2 separate regions of the Homo sapiens genome follow, and region 2 is linked to region 1. A link is a contact called in ENCODE Hi-C or POLR2A ChIA-PET data. All regions are on one chromosome and are shown on one strand. Each heading gives the region's core, a stretch centred on a gene start or an enhancer-like site at or near the end of the contact. The rest is flanking DNA. Distances are from core to core; before and after follow the strand shown.

Region 1 (4,181 bases), core at 1,598-4,097:
TGAATATTCCACTTTAGCTGATTTTTTTTTTCCACTCACTGACTCAAGATACTGATTGAGATGTGGAGGACAAAAGACAGAGGGTTCCTCCTGGAGTAAATGTATCATTCTTGTCCCGTAAACTAGGTACTGAGTCAGGGGCTTTACATATATCATCTTATTTAATCTTCCAAACCGCTCAGAGAAGCAGGTGTTATTATTTCTATTTTACAGGTTAGAAAATGATGCCTTAAGTAATTTACCTTAGATTCCACAGTTCAAAAGCGACAGAACTGGGATAGAAACCAAAATTTGATTCCAAAAGCCTTTGTTGCTCTCCTTACACCTCACAGGTTTTCATTGTTACGGGGGAGCTACAGGTGAGGCTTGAGACTCACCTAGGGCCTCTGAGCTGGTCCACAGCCCGGCTGCTGATCAAACCCAGCCTCGCCCAGTTGAGCTGCTCTCCATTCCATGTTTGTTTTAGTTTTGCTCCTGCTTTTGCAAGGGAAGCCCAGTACTCAAGGAGACAGGGCACAGTTAAGAAAACCAAGTTCTTGGAACAGGCCCAGATCTGTACCAGGCTCTGGGCTTGAACATGACTGCAGAAATGTCAGGAGTTGCTCCCGGAATGGATAATTGAGTCCAGGGAGGTGACTCTTTCTCTGTGTGGATTAACACATGACTATCTCCATTGCCTCCCTGTGGCCCGTAGTGGTGATGGTTGTCAGGAGTGCTGTGTGTCAAGAAGGACCATTCTCAGCAAACTAACACAGGAACAGAAAACCAAACATCGCGTGTTCTCACTTGTAAGTGGGAGTTGAAAAATGAAAACACATGGACACAGGGAGGGGAACATCACACAATGGGGCCTGTCGGAGGGTCAGAGGCAAGGGGAGGGAGAACATTAGGACAAATACCTAATGCATGCAGGGCTTAAAACCTAGATGATGGGTTGATAGGTGGAGGAAACCACCATGGCACATGTATACCTATGTAACAAACCTGCACGCTCTGTACATGTATCCCAGAACTTAAAAACAAGGATTCAGAGGCTGCATCTGCGGTTAACTAAAGGGCATTATGAGCAGTGATGCCTGGTGTGTGAGATGGAGACTATGCACAGACACCAGTTATTTTCCTTCCTTGGCCTTAGGTGACGGTTCTCAAACATGACCCTGCAACAGAATCACCTGAGGGTTAAAACTCAGATTACCCTTCCCCAGCGTTTCTCATTCAGGATATCTGGATTAGAGCCCAAGAAACTGTTTAAGAAGTTTCAGGTGAGCTGATGCGAATTCAGAGACCCCACTTTGAGAACCAGCAGTCTAGGGGTGTTAGCCTGTAACTACCTTTCCTTTGCCACTTTTTTTTCAATTGTGATTTGTATCTTCCTGCACTCACCTCCCAGCCCACCAGCCCATACACCAAAAGAAAAAAAAAAAAAGAAAAAAAGACCAAACGACCCAGAATACAGCTAGGCAGCTCAGGGGACAGGCGTAAACAGTTTTTTTGTTTGTTTTATTTTTCCCAAGTCAGGCCTGCATTTCAGCCCCTCACCTTCTGAGCTTAGGAAGGTCAGCTAGACACTCTGGCCTCTGTTTCTTCTGTAAAGGGGAAGATTGTGATAGATGGGCTCAAAGGTGACTTCTGGCTGGAAGTTTCTATGATCTATGACTGCTATCAAAAGCTTCAATGCTGCTACTAGAAAATAATCATCATCACTACTTGCTAAACACCTAAGGTGCCAGAAAGTGTGCTAAATACTTTACCTGCCTGATTGCATTTCTAAAACTTACAGCAACTCCGGAGAGCAGGACTTCTTATACCCATTTCATAGATGAGGAAACTGAGGCACAGAGAAGCTAAATGATGTGACTAAGGGGACGATGTCAATGATGTGAGAGCTGGGGAATTGTAGGGGCCGTTGGAGCATGGTATGGGAAAGGAACATGAACCTGAGAGGCACATATCTTTGAACTTTATCAGATTCAAGCTTCCTCACTCCCAGCTCTGTGGTTTTTGGACAGCTCACTTTATTATATTTCTCTAACCTTAAGTTTCCTCCTGTAAAATGGGGTAATGTTATCTGCCTTATTGAGGTTGCTGATAAACATAAAAAAACTGAATATGAAAAGTGCCTGGCATGAAGTTGACCCTCAGCTAATTCTAGGTTTGATCTGGGCAATGTGGAAACTCAGCTGTGTTTTGGGGTGGAAGGCAGACCTGCACATGGGAAGGAAGGTGGCTGAATTTTCACCCTACTGAGACTTATCCCTTGGTGGAGGAGGTGAGGGGCCTTCACCCATGTCTGAGCAGCCATCTGTATTCTCTAGTAAGAAGGGTGAATGCTCCCTGTTCTCAGCCTCCCAGAACCCATGTTTATCATCATGAATTAAGCTGCATAAAATTCAGGAAGCTCCTGGGGTAGCCGAGAATATAAAAGTTGAGCTGGGAGGAAGTTAAGATAGATCTCTCTGCCTTTGCTGTAGAAACAGACGCTCTGCTCAAGGGAGATTGTGCTAGGAATTTGAATCCCTGCAAAACACCGAGGCATTTCAAGCCACAGAAGGCTAACGAGGGGGATTTTTAGTAGAGGGAATGAATCCTGGGGGGAAAAGGATGAAGTGGAGCCTTCCACGATACACAGCACAGACAGGCTGAGTTACTGCTGGTGATGGAGCCAGAAAGTCAAGGACGTAGAATTTAAAGAGCCCTGAGTCAATAATGGAACCGGAATGGAGGATGCATCAGGGCTTATTGCCCCTCCTCCCCTCACCAGCCTTCTCACCTGCCCATTAGGAGGCAGCTTTCCCTGGGGAACAGGTGTGGCCATCAGCAAGCCATGTTTCTAAACAAGCTCACTGACTCCTTCCTCCCCTGGATGTGTCCTAATCAGCGTGAGACAAGTCAGAGTTTGAGGGTCACACAGGTGTGCAGGATCTCACAAATGCGGAACCAGCTAGACTAGAAGGGCCCCCGCACTGGGTTTTTCTCACGCAAAGCAAGGACAAGCAGAAGCAAGTAATGAAAATACATAAAAAGGTACAAAAGCAAATGTTGACATTAAACAGAAGACTCCTTTGAACCAGAAGAGGGACATGGGTAGCCAAACACAAGCCAGGCTCAAGTTTCCTGTCTCAGCAGGGGAATACGCTGAGATTAGCGGTATTGATTGTTCATTTATTTTTGAGATAATCAAGTTACAGGCTGATTATAAAATTGCATCTCAGCAGTGTGCCTTGACTTTTTTTTAAATCTCCCATTAGTCTGTCTGGGTCAGCCTGGCTGTGGTCACAGGGGGGCTGCCAGAGGCCCACACAGCAGCATGATACCCCTATACCTGTTGCTTCCCGAGGCCACCGAGGTCTCGTGAGTCAGGGCTTGTGACAAAGAGAACCTGCCACATCTGAGCCTGAACCCTGGCACACGAGGAAGCAGGCCCAGGAAATGAGATTGTCTCCATTCCCTGCTCCAGCTCCTCCTCTGTAGAAGCCCATTTGTGTAAACGGACGGTGCTGGACTGTGGATGTGCAGGGGTGTGTGGGCAGGAGCAGGGGCAGCAGGGCAGGTGACTGGACCTGAACATGCCTGCAGCCAGGGTAGGGAAGAAGTGTGCTATGAGCTGTGGAACCAAAGCCCCAGGGCAAGGCCACTTGGGATAGGCAGAGAGAGATGGGCCACTTCCTTTTGTTTTTTTTTTTTTTTTTTTTTTTTGAGACAGAGTCTCGCTGTTGCCCAGGCTGGAGTGCAGTGGTGCAATCTTGGCCCACTGCAAGCTCCACCTCCCTGGTTCAAGCAATACGTGTACCTCAGCCTCCCAAGTAGCTGGGATTACAGGCACGCGCCACCACACCCAACTAATGCACTTCCATTTTTTTGCAGCACCTTCCTTATATGTTACAGAGTGAAGGAATGCTTCCTAATCCCACAGCCAAGAGAAATGAAAATATGGGTTCCTGCAAAGAACAGTGGATGTTTAGAGCAGCTGTATTTATAATGTCCCCAAACTGGAAATAACCCAGATGCCCATCAACTGGCAAAAGAATAAACAAACTGTGGCTTATCCATGTGTGGTGGGTGGAGTGACGGCTCTTCCCAAAGTTATATCTGCGTGCTAATTCCTGGAAGCTGTAAATGTGACCTTTTTTGGAAAAGGGGTCTTTGCAGATGTAATTAAGGCTTTTGAGATGAGGCCATCT
Region 2 (4,406 bases), core at 1-2,500, 430 kb after region 1:
TCATTTAGTCCTCACAAGCTTATGGGGTAGATCCGTATCTTATAGGTAATGTAACGGAGACCCAGAGAGGTTAAACACGAGTTCACAGAACTGGCAAGTGGGTGAGACAGAATTCTCACAACAAGATTCACATCCTTAACCAGTACTCTTGCCTCTTGAGTAATTGAACCTTGACTCCTTTGAATTATAAAACTTGCTTTATTTCAAACATTTTGGAGTCAAATTATTTCTAAAACGTGTGACTTATTTCTCTACTTTCTTAATCAGAATGTATTGGGTACAGTTAATGGGTACAATATTAGGGTTAGTACACATGCAAAAACACAGATACTCTTAAGGATTGTTGATTTGTGTTCCACTGTTCATGTTCAACCTTATTTTTCATGGTTTTGAATTGCTGTAATATCTAGTTTTCCAAAAGCTTTTTACTTAAATACAGTATAACAGTACAGGAAAGGGCTCAAATCATCAGTATACAGCTCATTTCAACCATTTTTAACAAAGTGAATACTCACATGTTATTAGCACCCAGATCGAGAAACATAATGTTGCCTTTACCCAGAAGTCCTTCATGTCCTCTTGAAATCAGTATGTGCCTTTGCCTAAGGTTAACCACTGTCCTTACTTTAATACCATAGATTTGCTTCCCTATTTTTGAATGTGAATAAATGGAGTCATCAGCATATGATTGTATCAGCTTATTTACTGGACAGCTGTCATTTTATTTTTTGGTATCTGCTAAGACTGGAAAATAGGGGTATCAAGGCTTGAATTGTAAATCTTGATGGTATGAAGGATCCTCCTTTAACTAAAGCATGTAGGATTTTAATGTGTGATATTTGTGACATAGTTTTCATTTCTGACTATTTTTTCAGGTTTATGTTTTGCCTGGGTGAATTCAGAATGTAACTTTCAGATATACAAATTGTTTACCTTGGTTACCAGGCTATGTAGTTTATAAGAGCAGTAAAACTGAAAATATAGCATTCAGTGCTAGTTGTATTATGAGAATGAAGCCAAATTTAGCACCTCAGGTTATATATATATATATATATATATATATATATATATATATATATATATATATATGTATATGTCTATTCATGTAAATATGCAGTGTTGATTTATCCTAATTACTGAGACATTCCATTATGGCTTATTGAAAATTACATATAAACCTTATTTTAAATCTGATTTTTAGATACTTGAGTTTTAAGAAGCTGATCACCATGCGCCAGTTCCTCTTATTTGACAAACAAGGAAGTTGTGGCTATGTGAGCTCATAATTTGAGGTTCAGTGGAACAGAGGAGAACTGTGACGGGCAGAACATTTACTTTCATATTCTCTGTAAAACCAAATCAGTGAGAAGGATGCAAGGAGAACTAGGACAGTATATGAACTTTTTCCTTCTTAAAGCTTTTTCTGTGTAGGAGCATATTCATATAACTGAGAAGATTGTTTGAAATTTTAGCTTAAGGCTAATATATTATTTCAATATATACTCATTGAACACTTACAGATATTGTTGTAGGTATTGGAGCAATGAAGAAAACGATGAGCTTAATTTCACTGAGGATAAGACAGTTAACAAGTAGACAAATATTTATCAGGAGATGATAAATGCAATGAAGGAAAATAAAATAGGTGAGAAGGTAGAGAATGTTAGGGAAAGTATATGTGTGTTTGCTGTTATTTAAGGTGGTCAGGGAAATCTTCATAGTTGACATTTGACAAGAGAGAAGGGAGAGACAGAGGGATGAGACCCTTCAGGTGGAGAGAATGGCATGTGCATGGGCCCTGATGGATACCATTGTTGGATTTTTGGAGAAACTTCCAGGAGACCACAGGGCTGGTGTAGAGTAAGCAATGGAGAGAGTAATAGATAGATCAGAGAGGTTGTCTGGGCTAGAATGTACAGTCTTGTAGACATCATCTACAAGATGTGAGGACATTGTCATTGTATGTCATGTACTCTGAGATGGGGAGCTACTGCAGGGTTTTTGAGAAGTGTGACATGATTTGATTTATGTTTGGAAATGATCACTTCAGCTCTTTCACTGAAATGACACTCTAGAAGGTCTAGTCTTAGAGCAGGGAGACCAATTAGTAGGCTTTTGTCCGGGGAGAGAAAGTGCTAGAGCTCCCTTGTTAGCTATGGAGGTGGTAATAGGTGGTATAGGTGGAGCTATATGTGGATGCTAAATACAGTGAAAGCCCTTCTGTTCTGTTGTCCTGAAAATCAAGTTCATTGTTATATGAACTTTATTGTGAAGTAAAGACATAAAAGCTTATGCCTTTATAGGATATAATTTAAAGAGCTAGGAAATTGGAACAACCCGTAGTGTTCAACTGCTGAATGTTACAAGATACAATAAGCACCAAACCAAATAATTAAACTTTTTTTTTTTTTTTTTTTTTTTTGCCTCTTGCCTTGTCCGTGATCCCTTTAAAACTTAGAATTTATTTGAGCTTTTTTTCTTTACTGTTTTGTTTGATGTTGCTTTCATTTTCTACTTGGGTTAAGATGTATCTTGCTAATAATCTAAGATCACACCGTGCTGTTACAGAATTACAGACTTTGATTGAACTCAAGGAAGTGGACAAAGCCTAAAGCTCAAACTGTCTGCTAATTACAGGAACTTCTCCGGTGTATCCCTTATAGACTGTCATTCATTAGCTCCTCAGATACTTTGGGTGGTTGGGAACTTATTGCTCCTGAACAACTTTTCCATTAGTAGGCAGTTCTGGTTTGTGAGAAGTTCTTTGTTGCATTAAACTAAAATCTTTCAGTACTTTCTTTGGGTTCTAGATGTATCCTTTGAAGCAAAGAGTGGCTATTTTTTCTCTTAATGTTTTAAAAGACCCTGTATTAGGGTTCTGTACAGAAATAGAACCAGAAGGAATGAATGTATATGTTCATTATTACAAATTAATAATATAATTTTATATAGTGCATATCTGTAATTATATTACCAATTATTTAGTTGCACTTAAAATACTCAAAGATGTAACTTAAAATAATTAATTGTTTTATACATGTATCTACATATCTACATAGATAGACATAGGTAAAACATAGAGACTTATTTCAAGGAATTGGCTGAGGTAATTGAAAAGATCCAAATCCAAATCCAAAATCCATAGGATAGGCTGGCAGATTGGAAACTCTTGGGCAGGCGATGATGCTGCAGTCGTGGGGCAGAATATTTCTTTCTCAGAAAAGGCTTTCCTGCTGATTGGATCAGGCCCACCCACATTTCCAAGAATAATTTCCTTTGCTTAAAGTCAACTGATTGTAGATGTTAACTGTGTTTACAAAATACCATCACAGTAGCACCCAGGTTAGTGTTTGATTGAATAACTGGATACTATAGTTTAGACAAGTTGATACATAAAACTGTCATAGTCCATCCTTGTCAACTTGGCGCCCATACACATCTTCTTAAATGATACTTAATCTCCAAATGAACGCAATAACAAAGTCATACTTCTGCCTAACATAATATGAATATCCTTCAAACAACTGAAAACATGCCAACCCTTTCCCCAGAAGAGGATGCGGAGTCCCTGGGTAATGTTCATTCTCCCTAATAAGCTATAACTTAAATATCATGATGTAAAGTTAGCTATTATTAATATATCTTATGTCAGATGATAAAGGGATTAAAGAGCAAGAAAACAAAGATATTTGCTAAATATTTGAATACATTCGTTACAAAATAAGACATAACAGTTACAGTTTTCTGTGGCTGGTCACATGGTCGTAGCTGGTTTTTGTTTATGATTACCTTCTTGCACTATCCATTCCATTTTTCCCTTTCCCTTAGCAAGCACCTTAGCTCTTTGTGGTTCTTTGCCTGTTGGGGTGATCCAAAACTTTGTTCCTGAAGGGTCTGGGCATACCCAATTTAAGTAGTCCTTAAATTGGGTTATTGTAGTTTTCCATTGACTTTAATCACAGAGCATGGCAGTAATTACAAGATCTCTTGTATTCCGGACTTAGTCTTTTAATCACAGAGCGTGAAAGTAATTACAAGATCTCTCGTATTCTGGACTTAGTCTTTCATACCTCCATTGTATGGTAGCAGTTGAATTTCTTCTTAGTAACCAGCAACCCTGGTCAGTACACTAACCCTGGGTCTTCTTTGCCTGTTCATTCTGAGGCATGAGGAGTTCAAAGTGGCCAGGTGGTAGTCTTAATGTCGGTTCAGTGGAATCATTCTATCTCCCAGTGGAAACAGTCCTCTTTTTGGAAATAAGGCCTCTAGACCAGCAGAGGATAAGGTTAAAGAATAGGCAACAAAAATTTCGCTAGTGAAACAATAGGGATAATAGTGAGTGGCCCCACTCTTATTTCTCTCTCTGGATTCTGGGATCCATGAATCCTGGCCATGGGAGAAATAGC

The links. Hi-C counts contacts between places; a loop is a spot of excess contacts on that map. ChIA-PET counts read pairs that join two places held with the same protein, here RNA polymerase II (POLR2A). Pooled maps may share reads with other maps.
Region 2: a map of tibial artery shows a loop between it and region 1 (4-fold over the local background). The contact joins two enhancer-like sites. A Hi-C loop is called at or near these places in 1 of 168 maps with a recorded cell type or tissue (tibial artery), 1 of 37 single-sample maps with no recorded cell type and 7 of 50 pooled maps. POLR2A ChIA-PET finds 5 or more read pairs at or near these places in 1 of 52 experiments (CD4-positive, alpha-beta T cell).

The regions. Positions count from the first base shown.
Region 1 is chr4:26,449,949-26,454,129 of GRCh38, forward strand. No RefSeq gene overlaps it. Among named protein-coding and RNA genes, the nearest start is that of CCKAR, 38 kb to the right of the region's middle. RefSeq lists an enhancer at 2,923-3,461. Within about 2 kb of position 2,848, at least 4 of the 41 ENCODE cell types and tissues checked have a DNase peak (open chromatin) inside an H3K27ac peak, as active enhancers do.
Region 2 is chr4:26,884,786-26,889,191 of GRCh38, forward strand. The region is part of intron 1 of STIM2 (stromal interaction molecule 2); the gene reads left to right. Among named protein-coding and RNA genes, the nearest start is that of STIM2, 26 kb to the left of the region's middle. Within about 2 kb of position 1,251, at least 9 of the 41 ENCODE cell types and tissues checked have a DNase peak (open chromatin) inside an H3K27ac peak, as active enhancers do.